Linked DNA regions of Mus musculus: region 2 is linked to region 1. The links are chromatin loops, found by intact Hi-C in ENCODE. Cell type or tissue: heart. All regions are shown on one strand.

Region 1 (8,000 bases):
CCACTTTAGTCTATATATACTTGCTTTTGATACATCCATTATTTGTGATAATGTGAAATCTAATAACAAAGACTATTAGTAAACATTCTACAGAGCTTCTGTCTTTAAGACACTTATCATGTTTATTCTGTTTTCTTTTTTAAATTGTCCTGTTCTTATGAATAACACAAGGAACCTAAAAACAGGTAATATGTTTTACTGTTGACATAGTATCTATTAGCTAAACTAAAAATTAAATATTTCACAAGTATCACATATCACCAACTCACCAACTAACAAGTTCACAAGTTATAGATGTTCATACAGACAACAAATGAATTAACACATACAGATAAACAAACAAAGCTGAGTTCAGTGCTAAAATCTTGACAGAGAAACAAGGCTCATATTCAGCACATAACAAATACTAAAGGAGTCAACCCATCAGTGGCTCCAAAATCTAGCATAGAATCCATATGGAAATTGTTGTGCTTATCACCAGTTAGTTTCTACACTACAAATGTATTTTAGTTTCTCAAATGTTGCTTCTAAGAAAGGCGGGCTAGCAAGGAGGCTCATGCCTGGAATTCCTGAACTCAAAAGATGGAATGAGGCTGGTGGATTGCCTCTTTTCCAGTGTATACCAGCCTTGGATACATGAATAGTGAGTTACCAGGTATTCCGGGATACAGAATGAGGTACTACCTCAAAAGCACCAAAAAAATGAATGTGCAAACATTGATAAACAACTAAATAAGCACAATTTTGCAAACATGCTTGTTAACGTTTCATAAAGAAAAATATAAGCTATGCTTCAAAATTAACTGTTTTTTAATATAAAGATAAACAAATAGCAATGAATTATTCTCTTCTGCTTAACAAAATGACTCAGCCTTTATTATAACAAAATCTCACTCAACATGCTCAGCAATGAAAATCTGAAAACCAAGCTGGCCTAAGACTTTTCATACTTCTAGTCCTGAGATATTGCACACTCTTGGACCTGAGTCACTTCACACTCCTAGGCCAGAGATATTGAACACTCCTAGGCCTGAGACATGGCACCCTCCTAGGCTTGAGACACTGTGCACTCCGAGCCCTGGCTCCTGACTCTGGCTCTCACACTTGCCCCTTTGATAAGAGCAACCCTCATGCCTCATCCAAGAGGGTTTTGTTTTTTTCCAACAGATTAAGTTGTTCAAAGTGCTGAGACTAAATGGCATGAGTAATCCAGACCCAAATACATCTACAGCATAATTCATACGCCTAAAGCTCAGGGAAAACTCTGTTAGAAGAGGAAGGACAAGGACAGCTACTGCCAGACAGAGAACTCAGACATGATGGAAAAACCTCACTCATGAAACGTCAACAACACAGTCACCTAACAAGATCAACGTAATGACAATACTAGCTGATATGACAATGTGAATGTGCATCTTTCACAAGGTCCCATCCCTCCACGAAGAGCTACAGTCAATCAGTGGCTTTGAGAGAAGAGTTTCCTCCCGGGACTGGATCCTTGACACAAGTTACTTTATCCCAAGTGGTCATCCTAAACATACCAGTAACAGTAAGTGAAAGTAGTAAGGTTTTTCTTAGTTGTGTGTGTGTGTGTGTGTGTGTGTGTGTGTGTGTGTGTGTGATATATGAAGAGATTAACTTGACAAATTGTGGGAAAAGGACAGGAGATGTTAAATCAGAAAGGGAGGAGTAGCAATAATATCAATGCAGTCATACTATAGCTATGAATAAAAGGTAAAAAATAAGTTTACAGAAATATTATTGTGCACGTATAACAGATATAAACAACTCAATTTTATTCTCATAGACTCAGTGAGAAAAGTCATGACCTTTAAAAAAAAGCTTTTCACATCACTTGATCCCTTTAGTGACCTTGGGAATGTGTAGAGGAAAGTTTATTTTGCAAGTGGAAAAACTAAAGTCATGGTAAAGAAAGACACTTTGCACAGGGTGATTCATAAAGTCAACCTCAGAGAGAAGAGTGACATTTACAACCTCAAACTCCAACATTCAGAAGGAATACAAACCACATTTGCTTTTTACCCTTTACCTCCCATGCCTACCTCATCCACCTCACTAAGGAACAAATTGAGGGACAGATTAAATAGAAGCAAAGATAATAAAGAAAAGGGTCTGAATTTCAGATAAGGCTCAGGGTTTCTAGATTGCCTGGAATTGAGAAAGGAGCAGTAAGTTTGCACCCTGATTTATCCTGCTTCAGGGAAAGGAGGAAGATTTGTTTATTATGGGGGCTCTTCTGTAATACAAGAAAGACATACTAGATGAATTTTCCCCTTTAATTCTATGATCCCAAATCCAAGCTATCTGAAATTAATTGAATTAATCAATTTAGGTGGAAAACCATCTGCTCAGTGCTGGTCTTTCATTCTTACTGGCCATGAAAACAAAGAAGAAAGGTCAAGGCCTGAAGGACTGAAGTGGCAGCTAACAAGGTGCATCTGGAGAAGACCGAGTAACAGGGTAAGCACACGCAAACTGTTGCTATTTCAGAGCAAGGGTGGAAAGGACCACACTTCCCTTTGGGCCTTCTTAACTCTCCTTGATATTCAACTGCATTCTATGCTTAGTCAATTGTTTTTGTTTTTATTTTTTTCCCCAAAGACTCTTAGTCATTTAAAGTTTTCATTTTAAAAGAACCCCCCTATTTAAGCCCCAGTACCACCACCAAGCCATTCAAATTATGCCCTGCAACTTCCCGAGTCTCTTTCAGGCCTGCCTACTGAGTTCAGTCTAGTTTGGCTGCCTGCCAGATTCTTCCATTCTTTTCTTGTCAGTCTTAAAAACTTGGGAAATGCTCCTGGACAGCTCAAGGAGAGTTTAATTATGCAGTGAAGCAGTACCTTAGTCTCACCGTTGTTTCTAGAAAAGCTTGCAGACACCAGCGTCCAAACTCTCCCATTCGGTGGGTTTTCTAGCAATTTCTAGCTATTTGATTATGAGGAAGAAGGAGGGAAAGGCTGGCAGAGCAACCAGGCAATTTGCAAAACTGAAAAAAAAAATCCAATTCCTTTCAGGATTTTCCACCTCTCATCGTTTACTCTGTTTTCTAATTCGTACTCTTTTACGACCTGTTCAGCCATATGGACTACATAAAATCATAGGTATCCTGGCCTCTGCAAGCCCTAGAATTAATAGAATTGACAGAGTCTAGAAAGTTTTCATTCTTAAATGTTGGTGCAGCATTTTTAAAAGCAGACAGAATACACAGTTATTAAATCTTCCTAATTGATATTATGTTGTCAAACAGACTGAAATATCGCACGTAAATGTCTATTAACAAAGACAAGCTCCATCAAGAAAAACTAAGACGCTGTGTGTGTGTGTGTGCGTGTGCGTGTGTGTGTGTGTGTGTGTGTGTGTGTCGGGGTGAGGTAGGGGTGTTCCTTGACTGCCAGCCCACACTTGAGAGTTTCCCCAACAGCAGCTGTATCTCCCTCACTCTACCTTGGCACGCTATTTCTAGCTGCAGCGTTCAGCTTCCTGTTCAAGTCCCATTCTACATTGTAAACACATTCCAAGAAAACTAGACTGCCCAGAGTTCCCTCCTGCAAACAGGGAAATCAGCCCAGCAGCCCCAGGATAGAGAGCCAGTTGGGCCACCACCAGGAGGTGGACCAGAGCAAGCAAGCTTGGCAAGCTGAGTCCCACTAACATAACGCCCGCAGAAGCGGGGATCTGACCGGCCTAGCCAAAGGGCAGCCGCATGGACACCGCCCGAGAGTGGGGGCCCTACCCACGTAGGGCTTTAAAGTATCTGCGGCCCAGTCACAAGCTCCTTGCCGCCTCCCCTGCCGCTGCCCACATTTTTACAGCGACCCAAACAAAGCGAGACCAAGCTGGAGGAAGTTGGCTCTCGGGTCGCCTAGTTGACCCAGCGATGCCTCCTTTTGCTGAGCAGCCTCTGTTCCATGCACCCGCAGCGGGCGGGATGGTCCAGCGTCCCCCCACCGCTTGCTCCCGACGCCTGCTAGCCCCCACCTCGCCCAGAAGTTCCTCCTTGGGTCGAGGGGAGGATGCGGCGGGAAGGCACAGGGCTGGCGTCCCTGGGTGGCCCCATCTTCCTCCCTCACTGCCCCCGCCTGCAGCAACAGGTCCCTCTTTCAGTGCCCACAGACTCCCTGTGCCCTCGGGGTCGGAATCTGCGCAACCTATAAGCGGTCGCAGCCCGGTGCCCTCCTCACCCTCCTGCTAACTGCGCTTTCCTCTCGGGGTCTGTTCCTGGTTCCGCGCCACCTGGCCATAGCTGGCCGGACCAGAGACGCTCCCGCTTCCTACCCTGGCTTGTAGAGGGATGCGGTCGCAGGGCTGGGGCAGGCACAGGAGCTCCGGGAACCGTGGCCCACGATCGCGTGTTCGTATCCCACAGGAAAACTTTGTGCAGGTTCGAAAGGCACTGGGCTCCGGACCCTAGGGCTCTGGTCCTCTCCCTCCTTCTAATCCGCTGAAGCCCAAACTGGTGCTGGCGACGGCAGGGGCTGGGTCGGGACTCCCGGTTGCTGAGGGCTAGGATCGCCGGGCTCCCCCTCTCGGCCAGAAGAAAACTCCGGCTCTGTGTGCGCACTAGGGACGCTGGTGGGGTTTTCTGCAGTAATGCAGAACTGTCCTGCTTTTAAAGGCAGACCTGGAGAGGTTAGGGAGTAAGACAGAAAGAAACCGGTTTCCAGAAGAAGCTGTCCATTCTTATTTCAGACGGAGAGAAAACACCGGCCCCGCCCCACTTCCACAGCTCCAGGTTTCCTTTTAAACCTCCTCCCACAGATGCTGTTTGGTAAGAATTTAAAACACCTCTGAGGTTTAACAAAAAAGAAAGTGACACAGAAAGGGCATAAATATAAGTGAGGAGGGCTCTCCACAGCCTCGTGAAACGCAGCTGCAGGGACTAGACTTTTTCTTTTCTTTTTTCTTTTCTTCTCTTCTCTTCTCTTCTCTTCTCTTCTCTTCTCTTCTCTTCTCTTCTCTTCTTTCTTTCTTTCTTTCTTCCTTCCTTTCTTTCTTTCTTTCTTTCTTTCTTTCTTTCTTTCTCTTTTAAACTCTGTCTGAATCTTTGCACGTTACCCCTCCCCCCCGTGGGGCGGTGAAAGGTAGCTGGTCCCTGGTTGAGCTAAGGCTAAATGCCCAGGAGACCATGAAGGGACAGTAGGAGTTTTTGCCTGCTCCTGGACACCAGGCCTCTGTCACTAGCTGTAGCCCCACCTCCATCCTCCATAGATTTGTGGTCATCAGTTACATAAGCGCAACTCCCCAAGCCCCTCCACAGGTAGAGGATATGACCTGTGGTCACATAGGCTCAAATCTAATCTCTATTTTAATGAGGTACTCTCCCTGTAAAAGGTATTTAATCTCAGGCCCACCCTGAGAAGGGGGGTATGGTTTTACACATCCACTTTCTGCCATGACAATAAATGCCTTAAAACCAAGGACTGCCTCTTTTCTTCAGGATCTGCCGCAGGGAGACACGGAGATGACCTTTGTCTACAGAGCCACTGTGTAATCTTCCATAGAAGGCCTCTCTGTGCTCCCAGCCAGGACCCAAGCCCAAGCTAAACTCAAGCCAAGGACTCTCCCCTGAGACCAGCCAGAGCTCCTCCCTTCTTTCCCCCACCCTGGCCCTGGGCTAGATCCAACCCTCGGGCCCCCACTCTGCTTTCAGCTCTTCCTCAGCTTCCAGCCGCACCTGGATGTCCAAGAGCCTGAGAACCAGAAGACCAGGTCTTATCACAGGCCTGGGGAGCTCCAAGCCAGCTCTGGCTGTCCTGCACCTCAGGCTGTGCTTCCCCACCCCCGGAGCAGAGTCCCGTGGCTTCCCTGCAGCCCAACACCCACCCAGGGACAGTGTGGGGTAAGTCCTGTCAAGATTCCCAAGCGCCGGTGCCCTGTAGTGGAGTGGACTTGGGACCCACAACCCTACATCCCCCTACTCCAACACCCTCCCTCCAAAATAATAGGACAACTTTCTCGACAGCCACATTCTACTTATTAGCAATCTTTCTGTGCTTACCTCAGAATTCAGAACAGAAATGGTGTGGAGTTGAGAGGAAAACAGCAAACCATTCCTTTTTTTCTGTAGACCAGGCTGGCCTCGAACTTGAACTCAGAAATTCGCCTCTCTCTGTCTCCCAAGTGCTGGGATTAAAGGCATGCGCCACCACACCCAGCCACAGCAAACTATTCTTAAATGAGCCTGGTAAACTTCTGACTGGGAAAAGAAGAAGAACACATCCTCATAAGAGAGAATCTTGGAGCGTGAGAGGACCGCTGAGAACCTTTCTGGGAAGATAATCCTTAAAATTTAGCTGTCCCAATTTTAGTTCGGATGTAAAAATAAAGGGGAAAGATATAAAGCGGTTTACACGGCTAACATGCGTAAATATCGATGTGCTTTGGAACATGATGTAGTCCAAGCCAGGGCAGAGGCAGCAGAGGGACCGAAATCCATTTCAGACCCCTTTCTTACTCTTTCTCTTTTCCAGGACACTCTTGTTACCTATCCAATTACAATAGGAGAAAAGACTTAGGTGTTATTTATAGTTTATGGCAGTCAAGTGTACAGGGGTTAAAATAGACGAGTTTTAGAGAAAGAAGACAGAAAAAAAAAAAAGGTTCTTAAACATTCCATCATATTTTGCTGTAATTTGAAGAGACAGGATATGCTAGTGGAAATTCCTCTCCAAACATTTTATAAGTGAGTGAGCCTTTTCGGATACTTGTTGCATTAAAAAGACCCAACCTCTCAGTATTTCCAACAGAAACAATGTGGAGATCATGTAGTCTAAGCAAACTCCTTTGTTTGGAACCTAAGGTAAAGGAAGGTCAGAGATGTTAGGTGATTTCCTGACTCCACGTTTAGATCGCGTGAATTTGGCTCGTGGGTTTCTTTTCTTTCTTTCTTTCTTTCTTTCTTTCTTTCTTTCTTTCTTTCTTTCTTTTTTCCTTGCTTGCTTTCCCCTTTATCAAAATAAATAAGCATACATTGAAATTACTATAACAGAGAGGATGAGTATGTAGCTCATTTTATTGGCTCCTTGTCTAATGTGCACCATAAAAATAGATGTGGTGACACACACAAGTGAACCCAGCACTCAGGAGATAGAAATAGGAAGTTTACCATTATCTTAGGCATATAACTTGTTAAAGGAAAGCTTGGGATACACAGAACCCTAAAAAAAAAAAAAAAAAAAAAAAAAAAAAAAAAAAAAAAAAAAAAAAAAAAAAAGAAAGAAAGGAAGGAAGGAAGGAAGGAAGGAAATTACAACAAAAACACTTGAAAACAAGTATAGTAGTTTTTTCTGTAAATAATCGTAAATAATTCATGAATAATTATGGGTAATTAAGCAATGCCATTTGCATAATGATTTTATCAGTATAGCTATCACCTAAGAATACCTGTAAATACTGGGTATTTTAATGCAGTTGTAAAAGATTCTAGAATACTAGAATACTAGACTCCATAGAGTCTAGTCTAGCATAGAATACTAGACTCCCAAGAATATACTAGATTAAGAAACAGCAGATCTTTTTCAATTAACAACTCTTCTTAAATATAGGACCAAAAGAAAGTATCTGATTACAGAGATGAACATTATAAACTCCAGTCTACAAACTACTGGAGAGCATGTTCTTTTAGCTGTTCATTTGCCTCTACTAGCTTTTAAAAGGACTTTTAACCCCTTTCTCACTAAACTCCATGGTGAAACTGGTCTGCCTTTGGAGAGCTAAGGCCTGGGTTCTCGGAGCTACAACCCGGTGTTCCCCTCTCAGTAAGAGTCTCCTTTGCAGCCTTGTCCTCATTGCCTGATTAAAACCATTTCCTGAAGATCTGAGTTCGTTCTTTATTTAGATCTGTGTTCCCTATCTATGACAGGTCAAAGTTACTACACAGAAAACAAATTATTACTACAAAGTATATTCAGTGTTGGATGGATACTTGAAAACACACGAGTCTCCGCAGCTGCCTCTTTCCAGACATTGCACATAATGCG
Region 2 (8,000 bases), 1.2 Mb before region 1:
GAGGCTGAGGCAGGAGGATAACTTGAGTTCTGCATTTTTATTTATTTATTTATTGCTAAGCAGCTGGCCACTAGGGGGCAAAGAACTATATAAAGAAAAGTATTACTTTTTTTTTTTTTTTAAACCAACTTTGTGACCTTTATTGAAGAGTGACAACTTTATACTCCTAGGAATCCTATTCTGTGTACCTGAGGGACAGGGCATCAGAGAGGCGTGGCAGGAGATTACACAGCAGACACTGGGAAGTGTCAGTCCATCATTTTGCCCACTGTTCATGTGTACACAGCATGAATGAGATTTGAAATCTTTTCATGGTAACGAAGTTACAATTACCCACTTCTGTAGCCTGAGTCTGACCCGCGGTGTCTACGTCAGCGGGTTTCCCTCTCACAATCGTTAAAATGCATTTCCTGTTAGGAACCTGCAATATATTTCTTGTATTTATTTCTTTTTGAAGTAAGAACTACCTCATCTGATAACTGGCTCATTTTTGTCATTTATCAAAAACTGAAGGGTAAAGGAGGAAAGTGTGATGAATTTAAAAAATATTTTCTAAAGGAAAGATAAAATTCATTTTCACAAATTTGCAAGAGCTGTTGGTGCGGGACTTATTCTACTATGCGACTAGCCTGGGACACAGTGTAAACCGCCGCCTCCGCCCAGGAACCAGCAGTTCTTCAGAAGTGGCAGCTCACTGAGTTGCGCTGCGCAGACCCCCAGGAATCTCCCAAGCCCATTGGCGCAGAGGGAGAGTCTCTCTACAGAGCCACTAGAGAGGTGGGTAGTGAGTGAGTTGGCAGTTGTAGGAAGCAGGCACACACAGACACACGGGCACGGTTACAGCAGGTCCACATGGCGGTAATGCAGGAGGTAGGCTGTGCAAGCCAGAAGTCAGCAGTCTACTTCACCAACTGGTACTGATTAATAACCTTGACCGTTTGGTCATCAATTCACAGCCAGCCATTAAGCCCAATCTGGAAGATGTCCGTAATGTAGTGGCCGATTGTAGCGCTGGCACCATGAAACCACTGTGAACAGCCTCTACGTTCTGTGGCATTTAAAATGTTTATTTTTGAAGCCTGGAGAAAGCCGTTCTCTGCTGATCTCCAAGTCCACAGTGTCGTCAACGTTCCTGACCAGCTTCTGGCATCTGCCTGTGTTCTCACCGACGAAGCACTTTAGGTGGAGCACGAGGGAGGACTGGGGGAAGCTTCTCTAGAATCACTCTGCGGCTGACTTTAATCTCCTGCTCGGTTTTGGTGGTGTAACCTTGGATAGACTCTCTTGCCACTAAACCTTCCAACCCATCCTGAACTGTGCATATCTTGTCAGATAGGATATCCAACTGCAGCGAGAAAAATGACTACAGAGTGGCGGACTCCTTGGAACTCTGCTGGGTGTACACTGAAAATGCCAGTGATAGGTGTGTCTGGACGAAATCCGCCGCCTGTCAGGCGACAGACATCTTGTTCTTGGGACCCACTTGCTTGCAATCGTCCTCACTGACCACACTGGTGTCTTCCAGCTCCTCTATCAAGTGGCTCCCAGGCCAATTGGAAACAGAGTGCTACTCATGCGTGGGTGAGAGGAGTTTAGTCGGGCTCAGCATCTCCTCATGGAGTCCACTGAGGATGAAACCTAGGTACTCCTTGGCGTCCTCCGGTCGGCCCTTTTCAGGTAGGCTCGACTTGATGACTGTCTGTAAATGTATGTGGGTTCAAAGGCAGCTCCTGGGTGGAGTTATTTTATCCCCGACAGCTTGGCGGGGCTCGGGCGGTAGGGGCATATTAATAAACTTATTCATGAGCCGAACGCATCTGGCAGTTCATCTTCAGCCTGTATGCTATACAGAGTCCCACTGTATGGAGGGGGGAGCTCACCTGAAGAGCAGGGATCACAAAAAAACCAAACCAAACCAAAACAACAACAAAAACTCTGAATTCATCAGGGCTGAAATAGCCAAAAATATACAGTGGGTGTGGAGGGCTTTGGCGGCCGGTCTCAATGAGGTTTGGAGCTGCTCTGGCTTCTCACGCTGCGTCTCTCATCGTCTCCATCTCGCCGAGCCTGTACCAAAGTACTGCATTTTAACATTTAAAAAATTATTTTGATATTTTTCCTTTCTCCAAACTGTCTTCAGATTCTCCTTACCTACCCAGCTCCATGCTTTTTTCCTGCACAAGATTTCCAAAAAGCAAACAAATAAAAAGAAAATCAAAAAAGAGTGAGTCAGATAACAAGAAACCAAACCAACCAACCAACCAAACCAAAAATCCAAAAAACCCAAACCAAACCAAACCAAACCCAAACCAAAAAAGTGAAACAAGAAACACCCCTACCCTCCACAAAACCAAAAACCAAAAACCAAAAACCTAAAACAAAACTTTAAAACAAAACCATGGAGTGTTGGCCAATTACTTCTGGGCATGGCGCCTGCCCTGGAGTGTGGTTGCCTATCCAGCAACACTCAGTTGGAGAAAACAGAGTTCCCCTTTGCCAGAAACTGTCAATTGCAATGCTCCTTGCTTAGGGAGTGGGACTTGTGTCCACTTCCAGGTCTCCATGCTGGGGTTTTGCCTGGTTTGGACTTGTGCAGGCTCTGAGGGATCTTTAAGGACTGCTGGCAGGAAGCAGTCTGGAAGTAGGAGGACTCAGTGCCCTCTGACTAGCAACCGGAGGCCCTGCTTTTGTCACAATTAATAACATATGTGCTTACCACGTTACCATTAGGAAAACTCGTCCAATTACAGTGTGACCTTTTTCCGTGCTTTTTTAGGGTTGCTATTTTCTCTTGAGGGCTATGTAAATGTCTCCCGTTGTTTCACAAGAGCGAGGATTGAGACGTTGTTATTTGAGCTTCATTCTGCGGATTCTTTATTCCTTGTGGTGCTCTGGCACTCCATTTAAAAAAAAATAGCATCTAGTAAAATCAAGTCCACATTAAACTTTCTATTAAAATTATCAAGCACCTTTTGAGCAAGTAGATCAAATTTTGGAGTTTCATGTTTGCTCCTGAGCCTCATTTGTGTCACAGGAGTCCCAGGTCTTCAGTCCTTGTATAACCCTGTATTTCCAAGATGATTATAGTAGACTGTTGAAACTGTGTGTGAGGCTGTGTTTTTTTTTTCTGTGAAGTTTTCACTCTCGAGCACACCTTGTCAGAACAGAGCACCCCAGTAAAATACCAAGAGAAGGTTTCTCATCTGGGTAAGCCTCCCCTGCCCCCTCTTCTGGAGATGTGGTGTTCACTGGCTGCTTTGCTTTGATTTCAGGGTTCTGTAGGTTTAAATTGCCTAGTAAGGGTGAAGGATTAGAGACCATGACCTACTAGAACATCTTCAGTTTTGGAGATAGATTATTTTCATATAAATTCATAGATACTTATGTGACCAAGGGAGTAGGTCGACCATTAAGCAAATGCATGTCGAGTTCCTGTGACTAGGGTAATCAGTTTAGTAAAAGTCAGCTATAAACCCTCTTGATTTACCTTTGTAATCCCTTTTCTTTCTCTTGATTTAATAAATTTCTATGCGGGTTGGAGATGTCTACCTTTATTCTGCAACCTACACAACTCCCTTCCGTTTGCCAGTCATAGCCTTGCCTCAGTAGGTATGCGGCTTGCCAGTTCTTTTCTGTGTTTTCTCGAACCTTCTTAGTTTCTGCTCACAACATGTAAGTACTTTTAATGAGCTCATTGTCATCCAGTTTTCCTGTAACCCTTGAACACATTAATACTTGGTTTCCTCATGTTTTGACCCCAGAAAATAAGTTCTCCATGTGCTGTTCACTACTACTGACTGTTTTCCTTAGTATGCAAACTATCTGTGAATAGAGTCTAAATTACAAGTCCTTAATCGTTTTTTCACATCTGAAATCTGAGGCGAAGAAAATGGCTTCGGAAACAAAATCAAACCACTGCTTAAATTCTTGAACTACAGCTGTAGAGATACAAGACGACCACATGGGGGCAGCAGAGGCACATCATTATGTTCGAATATTTGCGTAGCTACTAGAAATGAGCCTATTATCAAGCAGAAAAGTTATTATGTTTACCTAATTAATGAAGAAACTTGGTAAAATGAAATAGAGTTGGCATTTCTTAGTTCGAAGTAAGGATATTATATCTTTGGCTTTTTAATTCCCTTTCTAGAGAAAAGTATCTTAAGTTCTATAATGTTTCCATATCGTAACCAAATCCTTCTCCTTCTTGGCCTTTCTCTCTGTCTACTATAAGAGTTTCCTGAGAGGTAGGATGGTGTTTTGTGACATTTAGATTTTGAGAGTGGGGGTCACTGGTGGCTCACAGGATATTATGCTCTGTAGGAGGTGAATCTCTACAAACCCCAGCTGGAGATAGGGCATGTAGCTTTTTTGCAGACAGGCTGCGTTTTCGGCATGGTGCCTGGGTTTAATTTCCATGTGCAATGTCATACTTCAACTATGTAAACCGAAACAGATGTTTCTGCTCTGAGAATGCATTTGGCTCATGAAAGCATCATCCCCTAGTCTCTTCCTCCATTCCCACTTTATTTTGAAAGCCCTTTTGAATAGAAGAGGCCTCTAGAGAACCATCCAGTGTGTTTGACCTCGTTATTGTGAAGCAATTCATTCCTGGGAAACAGTTGCCCCAAATAAGTCTTGGAATCTGTTTGAAATTTCCTTAGCACCAGCATGTTTTTCTTTCCATCTCTATAAACTTACAGCTTTGTCTATTATTATTATTTAGGAAGCTCAGTAATGCAAGTTTTACTAAAACACAACCTAGATTGTTCTGATCTTATCACTTAGGTAATAGTTCTGGTTCCTATTTTGCAAGGTTAATGGGAATAGGTGTTTGTACAATATGTACACGACTTCTTAATTGCTCCCATTTGCAAATATTAAAGACCAATAACGTTATGTGTATTTTAAGTATCTTCCAATTTGGTTGATGATCAACATAAACACATTTCTAATCTTGTGATGATTTATGCTTCTAGTAATTTGCCCCCCAAAGTAAATTAACTAGAACTATTATCTTGCAGTACTGGAAAGGCCGCATGTGTGCTCGGCAAGAACTTTACCACTGAGCTATTGCATTAGCCCTCTCTTTACTTTTATTCTGACATAAGGTCTCACTAAGTTATCTAGGCTCATCATAACCAGCTCTGGTGCCCAGGTAGGCCTACAACTTGTGATCTTTCAGCTTTATGATTTGCCTATCTCCGAGGAGCTGGGATGGCAGATCTGAGCCAACTATCTTCTTTTCTCTCAGTTTCCTCCTCTTATTCCAGTTTCCCTCCTTTCCTTTCACTTTTCAGAGATATTTGTTGATATGTGGACATCATGGATTATGCCGATAGGAGCTTCTTGGGATACTGAGGCTGCCAACAATGTGAGTTCAAAACCTATTTGGGCAATGTAATGAAACTGTCTCAAAATAAAGATACTCAGTGGTAGGGTGTTTGTCTATAAATGGGAAGTCCCAGGGTCAATTTTTAGTATGAGGGGAGGAGTAATTAAAGGTTTTCACTCTTTTAAAAATTTTCGTATTTTTTGAGACTGTCCTACATGAGTATTGTATTTGTGTTATTTCCATGCTCCTTGCACCCCCTCAGACTCCCATAAGTCCCCCATTCCCTCTAACATTGCATGCATGCTTGTATGCGTGTATGCATATGTGCATGTGTGCATGTATATATGTGTGCCTCTCTCTCTCTGTGACTAATGAATGAGTCTCTCTCTTCCTCTCTCTCTCTCTCTCTCTCTCTCTCTCTCTCTCTCTCTGTGTGTGTGTGTGTGTGTGTGTGTGTGTGACGAATATATGAGTCCATTTAGCTTTGTTCAGATGTATGTATGTTTAGGGCTGACACCTTGGTTGGATAGAAGATTCTTGTTCATAAAGAGCATTGAATGGTACAGTGATGAAACACATAGAAATAAACCATAATTAAAATCTCTGACAGGAAAGAAGCAGTATTCTTTCTGAGGTACTAAGAAGCACTTGATGCTGTGGTTTGGGGATTTAAAGAGAGGGGAGCTGCCCTGGCAAATGAAGGCAGAATAGTTTCCTGGTAGACAAATAAAATGTGCAATAGCTTATGGAGCACAGATCAAGCTCTGATATGGGTTCCTAAAGCTTTCCCAAGGCTCCATGGAGATGACATGATGAGAGCTGAAAAGCAGATGAGGCCAACAGTCATGCTGAAAAAAACTAGAAATAGGAAAATAAAACTTTCTTGAATTAAAAACAAAGAATTAGAACTTTAAAGTATATTGATTTATGTTATTACTAGATAATTATGTAGAACTTTCCATAATGAAAATTTAAATATCTGTATCAATAATGTGTTACTTTCTAATTGCATATAATAAAATATATGAGGAGATTAAAAATTTAGACACTATCATGTGTATTAACACAAGTTTTGTGTTGTTATAGACTTGATCTTATCCCAAAGGTTGAGAACTGACTGCTTTGTTATATAAACATTGAAAAAAACCCATTCATTTATAATTAATCATTCAAGTTCACCTATAGCTTCTTAATTCGGAAGCTAAATTTTAGTAAAGAATGTTGCAGTACCCAGAAATAGTGCTGTACTAGAGGGGAAAGGACCACTTGGCATTTCTCAGTGTCTAGTTTGATGAGTGCATGGTAGGTATATTACCCACAACCAAGGAACACCTCGAGTACCCAGACAGAATGTTCCTTGCAAAGTAAAACCAAATTTACAATGTTCAAAAATAAATTTTTGAAACCCAATTCAAACTTGGGTTTTGTATTGCTTGTTTTGTATTTATTTCAGTCTCAAATCAGGTATCTTTGAGTCTTGAATGCCTGAAAGAGAAGCAAGTTATTGTTGGGACTCTTTCTGGACATCTCTAAAAAGCGTTAGAAACTCATTCTTATTTTATGTATCTGCTTCTAAGTTAGGAAAAGAACTCTTTGTTTGCTCACTTTTATTTAGTGCCTGACACCAAACTTGATTTAGGTTTTGCTTTTTCTGCCTGAATTATAATTATAATACAAATGTGCTTTATGCATGCTTGCCTTTTCAAAGTTTCCATAAACCATGGCTTGGGATAGAAAACAATTTCAAAATTCTGTAGGTTTTCTAGTTTGATCTAATGATTTCATAACCCATGAACCTCCTATTATTTAACTTACGGAAGTCTCTGAAAAATGATAGGTCCATTAAATATTTTTGTCACATTTTCAGTCCTAGAAAAGGGTATTTTAAAGTTTATGTTTTACTTTTTTCAAAAATGATTTTACATCTTAGCAGTAAAGGATAAGTTTGAAGCAATTAAGGGCTAGGGAAATCTGTTTTTTTTTTTTTTTGTTTGTTTGTTTGTTTGTTTGTTTTTTTGGTAATTATTAGTTTGCTATTCTCTCTCCCAATACGAAGTAGAAAACTAACTCTCATGTTAATGATTTCTCAGAGCTAGTATGAATTAATGAACTCACTCCGTAGACCAGGCTGGCCTCGGACTCAGAAATCTACCTGCCTCTGTCTCCCAAGTGCTGGGATTAAAGGCGTGTACTACCACTTCCCGGCTTGATTCTTTAGTTTTAATTGGGCAGTTAGACATGTATTTCCTGTGGACTAGGGTACATAGCCTAGTAGTAAAGGTAGGGCAATAAAAATCAGAGTGTAAGGTAATTTCTATAAGTCCATGACATCAGAATCTATCTGGTGCCATTTTGCTAGCAAAATTTTGTCTTGAAACAAACACAACAACTATCACAACAAAACCAAAAATACAAAGGAAGTATATCTCTGGGTAAGAATAGACACCGGGAAGTAAAAGGTTCTACATAAGACTTCACTTTTCGAAGAAAGTGAAGACCAATGCAGGTTCTCAGATCAATGACCGCATCAGGAAAACGACCTTTGCAGAACATTTGGTTGGAGCTCTCTCAGTTATTCTACTCGGCTTTATTATTTCCAGGTTAAGTTTCTTCAACAAAATTTGAAAGGATCAGTTAAATAAAGAATCCAATTTGTTATTTCAAA

The links. A loop is a pair of places that touch in the nucleus more often than their neighbours do. Peaks named below come from ENCODE experiments on the same cell type or tissue, not always from the same donor. Only the 100,000 strongest peaks of a DNase experiment are listed, where the experiment ranks them.
Region 2: it touches region 1 in a loop (4-fold over the local background); 2 of 42 quality-filtered maps call a loop at or near these places.

The regions. Positions count from the first base shown.
Region 1 is chr1:44,548,169-44,556,168 of GRCm38, reverse strand. Gulp1 (GULP, engulfment adaptor PTB domain containing 1) reads right to left here and starts at 4,498. Exons shown (of 11, transcript NM_028450.3): 1 at 4,297-4,498. It overlaps Gm39635 (a long non-coding RNA gene), which reads left to right and starts at 4,712. Exons shown (of 3, transcript XR_865406.1): 1 at 4,712-4,789; 2 at 5,459-5,860. In heart, CTCF peaks have their summits at 3,634 and 4,551; DNase peaks (open chromatin) are centred at 3,598, 4,508 and 5,728; H3K4me3 peaks cover 2,828 bases; H3K27ac peaks cover 3,267 bases.
Region 2 is chr1:45,762,324-45,770,323 of GRCm38, reverse strand. Gm51621 (a long non-coding RNA gene) reads left to right here and starts at 5,218. Exons shown (of 2, transcript XR_003947815.1): 1 at 5,218-5,374. It also overlaps the pseudogene Gm8307. In heart, CTCF peaks have their summits at 76 (motif pointing right) and 3,961 (motif pointing right); DNase peaks (open chromatin) are centred at 2,533 and 4,493; H3K27ac peaks cover 8 bases.